Regions from separate parts of the Homo sapiens genome. Here region 1 is linked to region 2. Evidence: read pairs that join two places in POLR2A ChIA-PET (ENCODE). Cell type or tissue: GM12878. All regions are shown on one strand.

Region 1 (8,000 bases), 190 kb before region 2:
AAGACAATAAGTTCAGTAAGGGATGTGTTCAGTGACAGCAAGGTCTCTAGACAGGCTCAAGATTCAAATTCAAGAGTCCTGGGCACAGAAGTGGGAGAGAAAGCCATAGTCGGGATGAGCTCTTTGTGGGAGGACAGAACCAGAAGGACAGAGCTCTGGAGCAAGGCCCCTGGAAACATGTATGTGCATGACTTCTGGTGAACAGATCTGAGTGCCTTGAAGCTGATGCCTTGGCTTCACCCCCTATGTAAGAAACCATTCTTGCCCCTCTGTAACTTCATTCTGTTCTACTGTGACAATCTGCTCCCCATCCAAGTCCTCTCACAAGCCATGATGAGCAAAGGGTGAGACTGGATCAGTGCAAATCCATCACCACTCAAAGCTTATGCTCTACGGACAGTTGAGCTTGGTACCCAAAGCATATCCCACAACCATCAGGATAGTGGTGAGTTGAACTCAGAAATCACCAGAACAGGCAAAAGATTCACAAGACACCACTCATCCATCCATCCAGCAAAGATGCAGCAAGATGCAAAATGGGCCTTGCCCTGTATTGTTAATGGTTGAGTAATGATAAAGATGAATAACACACAATCCCTGCCCTCAGGAAGACAGACTCATAAACAATTCATTACAAGCCTCATACTCTGGTTAATGGAGAACTTCAAAGTGCTTCAGGACCAGTTACCTGTGTTAGGGTGGGAAAGTGCCCATCGAGTCATGTTTAGCAGGAGTTGACACCACTATTGACACTTCAGGTGGCCACTCATGAACTCATCCATCTGGGTGAAGGGCAGGGGGAGGCTTGCTCCCTGCTCTCCCTCCCTGCCCTCTTCTTTGGCACGTTTTCTTGTCACTGTGAGTGTCATCCACCCTCCTGACTGTACTTTTAGCATAAATGCGCCCCTGCAATGCTGCTCTCTTGCCTCACTGCTGTCTCAGGGTCCTTCAGTGACAGCTTTTCAAACTTCAGCCTCACCTCTGCAGCTGTCCTGTGTCACCTCCACCTACAACCCACTTGTCAGCTCTACCCACCACCTGCCCTAGTTCTTCAGCCCTGTTCAAACCTGCCACGCGAGCTCAAGGCTCCCTTTGGGCTTCTCCCCTCCCTTTTCTGGTCGCATCCAGAGGCCTGTCCCCACCCTGGCCTGGAGAGGCTCTGTGTCAAAGTGCAGAATAAGAAGAGGGTGAGCTAAAATCTGTACACAATTAAATGTTTAAACTAAAAATTATAAACTTTTAAGAAATGACAGTAGTGTGTGTGAAGAACCCTTAGAAATAACCATATTTTTGACTCAGTCACTTTACCCCTTAGAATATGTCCCAGGGGAGGGGGGATATTGATCTACAAAGGTATTTATCACAGTATTTACAACAGGGGGAAAATTGAAAACCAACTAAATGTTTCAAAATAATCACCACTAAAATCTTGCTTTCGGCAAATATTCGATAAAATAGGAAAATGCTTAGGATGTAAAATTAGGTAAAAACACTAAGATGCTGAACTGTATGCATACTACCAAAAGCTGGACTCAGTATTGATTGCAAGCTTAGCAGTGAAACCAGGATTTTAGTGGTAGCTCTGCCTCTTACTAGCTGTGTGACCTTGGTCAAGGTAGCAAACTTTCTTAGCCTCTGATTCTTTGTCTTCAAAATGGAGATAATAATAGTAGCCATCAGATAGAGTTGTTTAAGGATACTATGTGTGAAGCATTTAGCACTATGCCCAGCTGGTAGATACTATTATTGTCATTATTAGATTGAGTGGACTGTCATTGCTGGACATGAAGGGACAGGAATCCCCAGAGCATTTCATGGTCAGATTTTCCTGTACTTAAAAGAGCACAGAGGCCGGGCGCGGTGGCTCACGCCTGTAATCCCAGCACTTTGGGAGGCCAAGGCAGGCGGATCACTTGAGGTCAGGAGTTCGAGACCAGCCTGGCCAACATGGTAAAACCCCGTCTCTACTAAAAATACAAAAAAAAAAATTAGCCGGGTGTGGTGTTGTGTGCCTGTAATCCCAGCTACTCAGGGGGCTGAGGCAGGAGAATTGCTTGAACCCGGGAGGAGGAGGAGGCTGGAGTGCGATTTTTTTGACTTCAAAAAAAATAAAAAGCACAGAATGGAAATACAGCAGAGGATAAAGAAAGGAAGTTGGCTGGCAAACAGAATGCATGGCCCCCAGGAATAAAGACAACACTCTACCTTCTTTCAAGAATTTCTCTACCAGGTAGAAACTCTCACTTTTCTAAGCTCTTGTTACATGGTTTTCTTTCCTCTTGGCTTAATCTATGATGCTTTTCTAGAGAGGCTTCCAAGATCATATACCCAGGAAAAGGGGGAATCAAAGCCACAGAATATTTTGCTTGAGAATCTGATGGTCTGAAGCAATAATCCTAACTACAGAAAGGAATGGAATTCCAGCTTTGGCTTGAAGATGGAGATTTAGGGCCAGAAGAGAAATGCAGTTGAGTCAGGCCTCTGAGTTTTGCCAAAGGAAAGGCTTGCCAGTCCCACCCTCCTGGCGTAAGCAGAGCTCACAGCTTGCTAGACTTTACTGGCTCAGGCAGTGCTTGTCTGAGCAGTCAGCATCCCCACCTTTGCCTAGAATCTCTCCCATGAGCTCCAGAAGTGGGGAAGGAAGTTGGAAATATCACTATTCCAGTGTTCCAGACAGCTCCAGCATGTTCCTGCAGATGGCAAATGGAAGATTTCCCCAGGTCCAGGCCCCAAAGTCCAGGAATATACGGGTCCGGAATCTACAGCTCACAGGTGATTTTTTTGTGCCCTTTTTGCAGTGATGAGGTGTCTGGGGATCCCTACCCGTGTGATCACCAACTTCGACTCTGGCCACGATACAGATGGAAACCTGATCATAGATGAGTATTATGACAACACAGGCAGGATTTTGGGGAATAAGAAGAAGGATACTATCTGGTGAGAAACAACCTCTCAACCTATTTCTAGGGCCACACATCAGAGCCAAGCCCCATGGCAGGAGGAAGGGCAGAACGAGGTCCATGAGCCTGGTCCCTCCCCTTCACCTCCTCCACACCCCCTCACCCTCCCCCACCCACCCCCCACCAAGGCTGTCCCCACACCTCTTGCCAATCTTCAGCTGGGAGACATCTGAACAAAGCCCATTTGGGGTTTAGAAGTCTCATATCATAAGAGTGTTCTGCCCTGGGTTGAGGTTTTCATCTTTGTCACCTCCATCACAGAACCTCCTGGCTCTATGGGGCCTGGAGAAAATTTCCCCACTGCCCTTTGAAGGTTTGTTTAAAAAAAAAAAATCAACTCACAAAATCAGATCAATAGGAGAAAAGGCATACACATTAATTAACGTATATACAGGAGCCTTCAGAATGAAGACCCAAAGATACAGGGGAAATTGTCCATTTTTATGCTTAGTCTAACAGAGTATGGACAGCCATGTAGAAATCTGCTTGGACAAATGGTATGACCTAATGGTAATAGACTGAGTGGGGAAACCCAGCCCTGTTTGTCTACATTCTGCTTGGCCTCTCTGAGCATGAGTTCCTTCCTTCCCAATATGGGGCAGAACCCTCTCTAGAATGAGGGTTTTTTGACCTACAGTCAAACAAGGTAGGTCAGATAAATTTTTTATGGCCAGTTTTTATACAAAAAGGCAGAAGGAAAGCTAGGGTAATATTTTTAGGTTTTAAGACTGCCTTTGGGGAAAAGGGGTTCTGGTTTCCATGACCTTCCCACCTTGGGGAGGCGAGATTTTAATTTCTATGCCTAGCCATGGGGGTAAATGAGACTGAGAGACAGGAAGACAGGAAAAGGTCCAAAAAAACACTTCTGCTTCTGAGACCTTCATTTTGGAGTATTGTTTCCTGAGTCCCAACAGTTCTGACCACAGGACGGCCTTACCTCCGAATACAAAGACCACGAGTGCCTCTGTGAGTCATCAACGCACACAAAGGGGCCACAAAGACTGTTTCATGAGACAGTGAAGGATTTTTAACTTCAGTGGACTCTGGAAGCCTTCACTTTCTGTTCACAAGCTGAGTCCGCAGAGGGAGACTCTTTTCTGGGAGGCAAAGAGAGGTCCACAAGAGGAAGACCTGTCACTAATTAATTACTTTTTTGAGACAAGGTCTGGCTTTGCTGCCCAGGCTGGAGCACAGTGGTATGATCAAGGTCAAGCCTTGATCTCCCAGGCTCAAGTGATCCTCCACCTCAGCCTCCCAAGTAGGTGGGACTATAGGCATGTGCCATGATGCCTAGTTAATTTTTTTTTTTTTTTGAGACGAGATCTTCCTTTTTTGCCCAGGTTAATCTTGAACTCCTGAGCTCAAGCAATCCTCTCACCTCAGACTCCCAAAGTACTAAGATTACTGGCATGAGCCATCGTGCCTGGCTATCCACAGAGGTTTTAAGCCCTGTGTGTGCTAAGTCTGTCTTTCTATCCAACAGTTCATTTGCTCATCCCTCCCTTGCCTTGTTCTAGAAAGACCAAGCAGTACAACGTCTCCCTTGGCTCTGTTTGACACAGGAACTTCCATGTCTGGAATGAGTGCTGGATGGCCCGGAAGGATCTGCCCCCTGCATATGGAGGCTGGCAGGTGCTGGACGCCACACCTCAGGAGATGAGCAACGGTGAGGCTCTCCAGAAGAAAGGCAGGCCCCGCTCCCGTGGAAAGCACCCCACCCCTGCCCAGCCCTGCAACAAACAGCCCACCGAGGCTCCCCTGTTCTCCTTCAGGCGTCTACTGCTGTGGCCCTGCCTCTGTCAGAGCCATCAAAGAAGGAGAAGTGGACCTGAACTATGACACGCCCTTTGTGTTTTCGATGGTGAATGCTGACTGCATGTCCTGGCTCGTCCAGGGAGGGAAGGAGCAGAAGCTTCACCAGGACACGAGTTCTGTTGGCAATTTTATCAGCACAAAGAGCATCCAGAGTGACGAGCGGGATGACATCACAGAGAACTACAAGTATGAAGAAGGTAAGTAAGCAAGCCAGCCCTACTCAGAGCCCCAGCCCTGCAGGAACCTTCCCCTACCCCAGGGAGCCAGAGAGCATCTGCGAGGCAGGACCCAGCCCCACTGTCTCCTCAGCTGTTCAGTTTTGAGGCCCCAGTTGGGGTGGCCTCACAGCCTCACTTCTTCATGACACCCCCACCCCACATCCTGCAGGCCAGCGAGCTCCCGCCACAAGGCGCTGACATGGACCGTGGAGCCCAAACAGAATATGAATACTTCACCCCTGCTTCCCCCTAAAATCAGCCTCCCACTGAAGATGGCAGGGAATTTAGTAAACACTCTGCCATTCATTTATTTTATTTAGGGTATTATTTAATTCACTGTGTTTCACTGAGTCTTTGGAGGACAGGCTGAAGTGAGCCCAGATGTTCACTCCCACCACTCCTCCCTGTGGGAACGGCACGGCCAGAGGCTGACTCTGAGGTGACAGCCCTGGCAGCAGGGTCACAGGGGAGGCTGTGTTAGTCAGCTATAGATGAATGCCTGGACATTGAGAAGCGCCAGCCACTAGGTTCAATTACCAGGGAGCCAGGCAAAAATATCCAGTCCATGAGGGCCAGAGGCAGGGTGAGGGCCAGAGCTGGGATCTGGCTGGGGAGGATCTGAGCAGGTGCAAGGCAGGGTGGCTGAAGGGCGGTGGGGAGGGCTGAGCAGTTGCTGGGAGTGCTGGTGAGTGGGTGTCTGTGGTTCGTCTACGTGGGCCTCGGGGACAGACGCAGGGAGGCTCCAGAATTCCCCACCTGGGAAGGGGATTTGCAGTAGGGGGCAAGTGTTGAACACAGCCCAGCAGTGCCATCACCACCCACTCCCTGGGGCCTCCGGCCTCATCTTGGCTGGGCTGCCCCAGAAATGGATCCTGAGGCAAGCATTCAAATACAGGTGGTTTATTTTTTAGGCTATCCTGGAAATCCTGGAGCAGAGTGAGGGAGACAGGGAAGGGAAGGAAGTGGATGTAAGAGTACATTTTCAAGCCTGTTAGCACAGTGACAGCTGGCTGGGAGCTCTGGAAGTGGGGTTGTCAGAGAAAATAAAGGACAAATAATGCTTTAGCATAAATTTGTCCCAGGCCAGGAGCTGTAAGCTCACACCTGCAATCCCAACACTTTGGGAGGCTGAGACGGGAGGATCACTTTAGCCTCAGAATTTGAGGCTGCAGTGAACTATGATGGCAACACTGCACTCCAGCCTAGGCAATAGAGTGAGACCTCATTTCTAAACAAAAAAAAAAAAGGCTGTCCCAAATTATTTGTTGTTTATTTGAAATTCAAATTAAATTGCCTTGTATTTTTGTTTGCTAAATCTGGCAACCCTATCACTGATTCGGTGTGAAGTGTAGAACAATACTGCTGATTTATCACACCAGAGAGTCACAGGGGCTAGGGTGTTTATCCATCAACTCCTGTTGGTCATGAGTTGAGGGCTGTTCCTGGGGGATGTAAATTCTTTAGCACTTCTGGCCTGCCCCATGCATGAGCTGAGTCTGCTCTGGTAGCAGAGAAAACCTCAGACAGAGTTGCAGGGGCTGCAATTTGAAAAGTAGGGCCTGTGGACACTGAAATGGCAAGTGCCAAGGGAATATGGGCAGGGCTTTGATGGCATTTGCTAGAGAGGCCCACGGGGTCCCCTGTGGACTCAGGGGGATTGGAGCCATACCCGAGTGGACCTGAGTGTCCTGCTTAGGTGCTCCTCAGGCCAGCAGTATTCAGTCTTCTCCCACCCAGCCTGACAGGGTCTGGGGTCGCACAGACCGCAGATGCGCTAAATCAGATTCCCATCTTCCTGGGCCCACTCTTTTTTTTTTTTTTTTTTTTGAGACAGAGTCTTGCTCTGTCACCTAGGCTGGAGGGCAACAGCATGATCTCCGCTCACTGCAACCTCTGCTTCCTGGGTTCAAGCAATTCTCCTGTCTCAGCCTCCCAAGTAGCTGGGATTATAGGTGCCTGCCACCATGCCTGGCTAAATTTTTTGTATTTTTAGTAGAAACAGGGTTTCACCATGTTGGTCAGGCTGGTCTCGAACTCCAGACCTCAAGTAATCCACCCTCCTTGGCCTCCCAAAGTGGTGGGATTACAGGTGTGAGCCACTGCCCTCAGCCTGTGGGCCCACTCTTACTGAAGCAAATGTCTCCAGATTCTCTTTTGTCTGGAACTGGCCTTAGAATGAACCCCAGAGCAAGGGGATAAAAGTGGCCTCTGCCTCAGGAAGTTGTGGCAAATGCATTGAAGGGGTAGAGCTGGTCCCTGGGGATAGTAAGTACTCAACAAAAGCAGCTTCTGGAATTATGAGGCGTGGGCAAGTATTCCTGCACATGCGGCCCACAGGGACCCCCAGGATAGAGCAGGGAAGCTGGGGCCACCCTGGGAACTCTGCACGCCTAGACCTCCTCTCATATGTATTTACTTATTTACTGTGCTTCTCCTTTCCCTTAGTTTCCAGGAATTAGTCTATGCCTGACCAATAATCTGGCTCTGGAACAGGACATCACACCATGCCCTGCTGTCTTTATGAGGTTTATTTCTCTGCATTTGTGGGCCTTCATCTTTCCCTTGAGGAGATCAGGATAGAGTTGAGCGGTCACAGGCACGGGTTTTAGAGTTGGGCAGGTTTGCTTCCCACCTGGGATCTGCTCCTTACTAGTTGTGTGACTTGGGCAGGTGACATGACTTCCATTAGCCTCCTTTTCTTTATCTGTGTATGGAAGAAGAAGAAGAAGAAGAATGCTAATGGTAATACACCTTGCTTGTGGTTGATACAGGAGGAAGGGTGTGAAGTGGCCAGCAGAGCCTGCCTGGGAAAGCACATGAGGAGTGGAGGGAGTGCTTGTTACTGGGAGTGAAGGCCTGAAGTTGTTGGTGGAGATATTGGGTGGGGGATGGCGCTCAGCCTCAGTCTACCCCGGTCAGCCTGGCTCACAGCTGGTGCTGTGCTCTCCCCAACTTCAGGATCCCTCCAGGAGAGGCAGGTGTTTCTGAAGGCTCTGCAGAAGCTGAA
Region 2 (8,000 bases):
GATTACAGGCATGAGCCACCACATTACTGATGATAAACATTTATCTAGATAACCTGTCTAATGGGCTTGGAGTATCCAGATAGGTGTTGTCTAGTTACTGAGGAGTAGGGAATTTTTTCTTTTAGAAAATAACTTCTTAGTAGTTGCTATTCAGTGAAACTAAGGACTGTGTTTAACATTCAATAACAAACATTTATTAAAAATGACATACTGACTAACCAAATGAATGAATAAATTAAGTCCATACCACAATGAGTTAATGCTAAAGAAAATATTCTTGAAATATTCCGCAGGCTCGACATCTTATTGAAGAGCAGAATGTTATCTCTGTCATTACTGAAACTCTGCTAGAAGTTTTACCTGAGTACTTGGACAGGAACAATAAATTCAACTTCCAGGGTTATAGCCAGGACAAATTGGGAAGAGTATATGCAGTAATATGTGACCTAAAGTAAGTTGTTCAAGTCAAAAGGTGAGGGCACCTGTTAAACTCAGTGTGCTTATTTGCTGTGTCTTATAAGTAATCCTGTGATCATTTTGGTTATCCAGAATTCTCTTTATAATGATGGCAAGTACAAAGAACTGTTACTGCCTCGCGTTAATAAATGTCTTCAGTGAAGGCTTCTTATTGAGTTGTAAAACCTGGTTAGTAAAGAAGGTATTGAGGAGAGGCCCATTACAGGAACTTGGGATCTCCTGGGGTCACCAAATGCATTGCCATTGTAATTACCATACTTTTCATTCACTTCCACTCACACACTTTGGTTCTGTCCTTCCTATATAGTCTCTTTGTGCATAGTTTCAGACAATCTATTGACATAAATTTCTTTCTTTTTTTTTTTGAGACAGGGTCTCGCTGTGTTGCCCAAGCTGGAGTGCAGTGATGCAAACATGGCTCACTGAAGCCTCAACCTCCTGGGCTCCAGTGATCCTCCTGCCTCAGCCTCCCATGTAGCTGGGACCACAGGCACGTGCCACCATGCCTGGCAAATTTTTTATTGTTTTGTAGAGACGGAGTCTCACTTTTTGTTGCCCAGGCTGACTTGGACTCCTGGGGTCAAGCAGTCCTTCTGCTTTGGCCTCCCATAGTGTTGGGATTACAGTCATGAGCTACTGCGGCTGGCTGTTAACATTTTTTTAACTCCTTTTTGCTATACAGTTGATCCTCCGTATTTGTGGGTTCCACATCTGTGGGTTCAACCAACCGCAGACTGAAAATACTCCATTTTTTAAAAATTGCCATGAGGCTGAGGCAGAAGAATCGCTTGAACGCAGGAGGTGGAGGTTGTAGTGAGCAAAGATTGCGCCACTGCACTCCAGCCTGGCAACGGAGTGAGACTGCATCTCAAAAAAAAAAAAAAAAAATTGCGTCTGTATCAGACCAGCCTGGACAACATAGCGAGACCTTGTTTCTACAAAAATAAAAATAAAAATTAGCCAGGTACAGCAGTGCAAGCCTCTATTCCTAGCTACTCAGGATGCAGAGGCGAGAGGATCACTTGAGCCCAGGGGTTTGAGGTTACAGTAAACTGTGATCATGCCACTGCACTCCAGCCTGGGCAACAGAGCGGGATCCTATCTCTAAAAAAATAAAATAAAGTTCAGTAAATTATTATATTTTATCTTCAGTATAAGTGGAGATGGTAGGTAAATTCAGTAGTGAATCAATATATAGCCATTGTAATTGAAATTTGTTTCTCAGCCAAATTATGCAAAACTTACATGTTGTACAAAACAAAAACTCCTAATGGCAGTACTTAAAGTTATTGTTAGGTCAGTGAATATAGAAAAAAATCTCTCTACCATGGCTATCATTACTGTGAAGTATTATAACTGAGTTATTTTTATATCCAGTTAAGTGGTGCATAATCACTTGTTTTATCATATTTTATGAGTCTCTGACTATAGCTAATCTCTACGGTGAATAATTTAGAGCCAGCACATCCCTAAATACCTACCCTTATAGTAGAACTTTAAGGTGTCTAGTTTGGAAGGCAACTTTAAATCTTCTGATGCTTACAATTCCTCCCCTCTATCCCAACCTAAATATAGATATCTCCAGTGACCAGGGGAAGGGAAAATTAACACCTGTTCTGCAGGTACTGTGTAATTCACTCTCATGAGAATCCTGTGAGATTTATTAGTAACTGCTATGTGCCAAGGAGCTTTGCTTATCTTACCTGATTATATTCTTGCACTATTCTTAGAAGGTACTTGATATAATCTTACTTTGTAGATTGTAAATATTTGCCTCAAGTCACAAACCTAGTAAGTGGCAGAACTGAGATTTGATTATAAACACCGTTTATCTGTAAAACTCATGTTCCTTTCACTATGTCATGTAGCCTCACAGGATACATAAACAACAACACAAAATCTACTCTGAAACCTGGCCTAACACACCAATCACAAAAACTCTTTATTTAGCAAATAATTCGTGTTAATTGCTTTCTCAGTCTCTCATTGTAGAAATTCTGTAGTCACATCTTACTCTTTCCCTACATGTTTATTTACTAATTTCCCCTGAAACCTTGTTTTTAAATTAGTTAGCAATAACCACACTTAATGTATTTTCTTTCCCAGATAAAGTCTAAATTCTGTCAGAATTTGTAGGTCTTCATAGTTTAGCTTTGTGTTTATCTGACTGTACCTCAGCATGAAATAAGTTTGTTGGTACTAGTAGGTACTCTGTTCAGCCTGCCTTAGGAAATTTTCATTCTCTCAAAGCAGCACATTCCAACTTTGGATAGCTTCTTCCAACTATTAGAAAGTTTCCTATTGTATATTGAACTCTTGTCTTTTTTTGTAGCTTTTATTTTCTGGTTCTAGTTCTCTCTTTGTCCATTCAGAACAACTTCAATTCTCATTTAACTTGAAGAAGTATTTAAAGGCAGCAGTCATACCTGCCAGGTCTTTTCTGCATTGAGTTGCATTTATTTCTTTAACTAGTCCCATTTCATGTTGGTTAAAATTCCTTCTAAATCATTGTCCTTCTCTACTGAACCTGTTCCAGGTGCATGTATACCATTTATGTGCCAAGAAATGAACACAGTACTCCAACTGAGATCTGCCTAGGAAAACACAGAAGGGAGGGATTGCTACCTCTCTTATTCTAAAAAATTTATGTCTATTTAGTTTTGTCACTTGCTTTTTGGGAGGTATCTCATGGGGTACTTTGTTTCTCAGTTGCTAATTTATTGTGGAAATGCAACTTAGAAAAGAGATGCAGTTGAACCTTGGTGCTATTGAGGAACAATATTATTCTTTTATTACTCTAACCTATTCCTTTGTTCCATTTCCAGAAAGTATAGCACACTCTCAAACCAAATCACTCCCTTACTGTCTCACCCTGTCCACACTTTTCTCCCTCTTTTCCCATTGCTTTTGCCACCTATTTTTATCTACAGACTTCTTTTCCTTCCCTTCCTTACCCTTTTGTTTGTTCCAATCCCTTACATCTTCTTTACTTGGTAAGTCATCTATAGAGGTTGCTCATTAGCTATGTGAGATTGTTAGAAACCAAAAATGTAAATTCTCTTCTAGATCAGTGCTTCTCAGATTTTAATGTGAATGCAAATCATCTGGGGAGCTGCTTTTTTTAATTTTTATTTAACTTTTATTTTGAGTTCAGGGGTACATGTGCAGGCTTGTTACATAGGTAAACTTGTGTCATGGGGGTTTGTTGTTAAGATTATTTTGTCACCCAAGTATTAAGCCTAGTACCCATTAGCTATATTTCCTGATCCTCTCCCTCCTCCCAACCTCAATCCTCTGATAGACCCCAGTGTGTGTTGTTCCCCTCTATGTGTCCATGTGTTCTCATCATTTAGTTCCCACTTGTAAGTGAGAACATGCAGTATTTGGTTTTCTGTTTCTGCGTTAGTTTGCTAAGGATAATGGCCTCTAGCTCCATCCATGTTCCCAGAAAAGATGTGATCTCATTCTTTTTCTGGCTGTATAGTATTCCATGGTGTATATGTACCAAATTTTCTTTATCCAGTCTATCACTGATGGGCATTTAAGTTGATTCCATGCCTTTGCTATTGTGAATGCTGCAGTGAATGTATGTGTGCATGTGTCTTTATAATAGAACAATTTATATTCCTTTGGGTGAATACCCGGTAATGAAATTGCCGGGTTGAATGACATTTCTGTTTTTAGGTCTTCAAGGAATTGTCACACTGTCTTCCATAATGCTTGAATTAATTTATGCTCCTACCAACAGTGTATGAGCATTCATTTTTCCCTGCAACCTCCCCAGCGTCTGTGACTTTTTACTTTTTAATAGTAGCCATTGTGACTAGTGTGAGATGGTATCTCATTGTGGTTTTGATTTGCATTTCTCCAATGATCAGTGATGTTGAGCTTTATTTCATGTAATTGTTGGCAGCATGTATGTCTTCTTTTGAAAAGTGTCTGTTCTGTTCTTATCCTTTGCTCCCCTGCCCCGCTTTTTTTTTTTTTTTTTTAAGACGGAGTCTCGCTCTGTTGCCCAGGCTGGAATGCAGTAGCACTATCTTGGCTCACTGCAACCTCAGTCTCCTGGGTTCAAGTGATTCTCCTGCCTCAGCCTCCCGAATAGCTGGGACTACAGGCACATGCTGTCATGCCTGGCTAATTTATTGTAATTTAGTGGAGATATTTTAGTGGAGACGGGGTTTCACCGTGTTGCCCAGGGTGGTCTTGAACTCCTGAGCTCAGGCAATCTGCCCACCTCGGCCTCTTAAAGTGCTGGGATTACAGGCGTGAGCCACTGCACCCGGCCTCACTTATTCATTTTTTCTTTTTTGTAAATTTATTTATTTTCCTTATAGATGCTGGCTATTAGGACTTTGTCAGATGCATAGTTTGCAAAAATTTTCTCCCATTCTGTTGGTTGTCTCTTCACTCTGTTGATAGTTTCCTTTGCTGTGCAGAAGCAAATCATCTGGGGAGCTTCCTTAAGTTCAGATTCTGGGGCTGATTGCGTTGGCTCATGTGCTTTGGAAGGCTGAGGCAGGAGGATTGCTTGAGGCCAGGAGGTTGCAACCAGCCTGGGCAACATAGTGAGACTTTGTCTCTACAAAAAATAAAATTAGCCAGGTTTGGTGGCACGCGCCTGTAGTCTTAGCTACTGAGGAGGCTGAGGCAGGAGGATTACTCGAGCCTGAGAGTTTGAAATTGTGGTGAGCTATGATTGCACCACTGCACTCCAACCTGGGCAACAGAGTAAGGCCAAGTTTAAAAAAAAAACGGGGGCAGGGAAGCTTCTTATTCAGCAGGTCTAATTAGAGCCCAACATGTTGCCTCTTTAAAGAGCACTCAGGTGAGGCTGGTGCTGCTGGTTAGTGGACCACACTTTGAGTAGTAGTGCTCTAGAAAGCAACAAAACATGAATGCCGTTTGTTCAATGTGGCAGATTTTAAACTTTAATCTTTTTTATCTTTTACTTTAAAAGAAAGATTTAGATGGTAATTAGTATATTTGAATTAAATCTTTATAAGTTTCTTTGATGATTGTATTTTTAATGTACATTTGCATGTTAATGGGTATCTAAAGAGTGAGAAAAATTAAACCACAATCCTATCTTTGCAGTTCAAAAAAAATGTATTTTCTTTGTTGCTTTGTCTTTATGTACCTACATTACTTCTTTTTTTGTGTGTCATGCTGTCACCCAGGCTGGAGTGCAGTGTTGCGATCTCGGCTCACTGCAAGCTCTGCCTCCTGGGTTCACGCCATTCTCCTGCTTCAGCCTCCCGAGTAGCTGGGACTACAGGCACCCGCCACCACGCCCAGCTAATTTTTTGTATTTTTAGTAGAGACGGGGTTTCACTGTGTTAGCCAGGATGGTCTCAATCTCCTGACCTCGTGATCCACCTGCCTCGGCCTCCTAAAGTGCTGGGATTACAGGCGTGAGCCATACATTACCTCTTTTATACATTATTTTAGTGTTTAACATTGAATTTCTGTCTACTGTGTGTATCTGTTTTTCCCACTATACTATGAACTTCAGGACAGGTGTGTCCATGTTTATGTTCCCAACACCTGCAATATAACAGGAATTTATTCTCATTGGTCAAGTGCAAAATAGTATTTTATACTTGTTAATAATTACTTCCTGATAACTCATTTCATGATAAACATTGTTCCCATTGTATATGAAACCAGTCATTGTCTTTACAGCCAAAAGAAATATTAATCATACAAATTATAGGCTAAAATGAGTTTGTTTATCTCTTGAAACTAGTACATCCTGATGTGCAAGTCAAGATGACAGGTGCTTACATCCTTCTTCCAAGTTCTGGGTTATGAAAAACTGGAGGTAGAAAATCTGTTCCAAATCTCCTGAGGCTGAAACAATTTCAGCTGGCCCTTTGGCTGATGGGTGTGAACAGTTCTAGGGAATCTGTACTGTGGTTGTCCAGAGTTAGCTGTGACAGGCTTGGTCAGTTCTAGGTTCACTTAATCAGACTAACCTCTGAGAATGTAGTGTGTGAAGTCAGGTTTAGCTTGATATCTGCCTCTTCTAGAGCATTCATGTTTTACTGGTTGTATTTAAAATAAGGCAGAATAAATAATTCTAGCTCTACTCAGAGCTTCTAATTATTGTGAGAAATTAGAATCCATAATTTTTATAAATCAACATTGTCTATAACCCTGAGAACCTTAAAATTATCTCAAAATAGATAAATGAAATATTTCTTTCTTTCTTGAAACGATAGGTATATCCTGATCAGCAAACCCACAATATGGACAGAAAGATTAAGAATGCAGTTCCTTGAAGGTTTTCGATCTTTTTTGAAGATTCTTACCTGTATGCAGGTATGATCATTTTTCTGTACATCAGTAAAAGAAATTTATTTTTAAAAATTGAACCGCAGTCTTTTTAAAGCAGATTTTGGTTTTAATACAAGAAAGAATTTATCTAGCAAAGTAGAAACAAGATTTAAACATTGACTCACTCATCCTGTTTTGATAGATCCTTTTATATACCTTAGTTTACTATTGCTACTTTTTTTTTTTTTTCGAAGACAGAGTCTCGCTCTGTTGCCAGGCTGGAGTGCAATGGTGCAATCTCGGCTCACTGCAACCTCCGCCTCCCAGGTTCAAGCGATTCTCCTGCCTCAGTCTCCCAAGTAGCTGGGATTACAGGCATGCACCACCACACCCAGCTAATTTTTGTATTTTTAGTAGAGGTGGGGTTTCACCATGTTGGCCAGGATGGTCTCAATCTCTTGACCTCCCAAGGTGCTGGGATTACAGGTGTGAGCTGCCATGCCCGGCCTACTGTTGCTACTTCTGTTAATGTTTGCTGAATACTTACCATGTGATAAATGTGTAGTAAGCACTTTTCATGCATGATCTCTTTTGAGCCTTATAGCAATCTTATTAAGTAGTTACTATTAATATTCTCCTTTTACATGTAAGGGTTACTTGCATGTGCAGCAAGCACAACACATATTTTTTTGGCTCCCTCACCCTTATGGAAAGCATGTACAGTTGTTGGGTGATGAGGTTAAGGTGCTTGTTTTCATCTTGACATCTCCTAAATACTCTTAATTCATCTACATTTAGTATCTTCACTTGTTAGCTTCTAATACTTCTTTAGAGTCTGACTTTATGCCCTTATCAATTGACAAGAACTGCATTTAGGAAAAAATCTCAAAGGATCCATTTAGTAACCAAGCTTAGAAATAATTTGCCCAGGGTCACACAGCTAGAAATACCAGACAGAGCTGGGCTTTGCGGTTAATGTTCTAACCCTGAGCACATACCTGAGAGCTGGGAATTGAACCCATGCATTCTGACCCAGTGTAACAACCATGTTAAAATGTTATGAATCCTGACAGTTTTATATTTTGCCAAGAGCAGAGCAAAGAGAGAGGGCTCAGATAGGTGTATGTTGACCAACTTGTAATTGCAGGGAATGGAAGAAATCCGAAGACAGGTTGGGCAACACATTGAAGTGGATCCTGATTGGGAGGCTGCCATTGCTATACAGATGCAATTGAAGAATATTT

What was found. Peaks named below come from ENCODE experiments on the same cell type or tissue, not always from the same donor. Only the 100,000 strongest peaks of a DNase experiment are listed, where the experiment ranks them.
Region 1: POLR2A ChIA-PET joins it to region 2 with 10 read pairs; 3 of 35 experiments call an interaction of 5 or more read pairs at or near these places.

The regions. Positions count from the first base shown.
Region 1 is chr15:43,235,789-43,243,788 of GRCh38, reverse strand. It overlaps TGM5 (transglutaminase 5), which reads left to right. Exons shown (of 13, transcript NM_201631.4): 7 at 2,799-2,937; 8 at 4,523-4,626; 9 at 4,733-4,972; 10 at 7,952-8,000. Among named protein-coding and RNA genes, the nearest start is that of EPB42, 19 kb to the right of the region's middle. In GM12878, no CTCF peak of the experiment used is centred here; a DNase peak (open chromatin) is centred at 3,925; H3K27ac peaks cover 1,008 bases.
Region 2 is chr15:43,047,193-43,055,192 of GRCh38, reverse strand. UBR1 (ubiquitin protein ligase E3 component n-recognin 1) reads left to right here. Exons shown (of 47, transcript NM_174916.3): 12 at 294-451; 13 at 6,702-6,801; 14 at 7,904-8,000. Among named protein-coding and RNA genes, the nearest start is that of UBR1, 55 kb to the left of the region's middle. In GM12878, no CTCF peak of the experiment used is centred here; no DNase peak of the experiment used is centred here.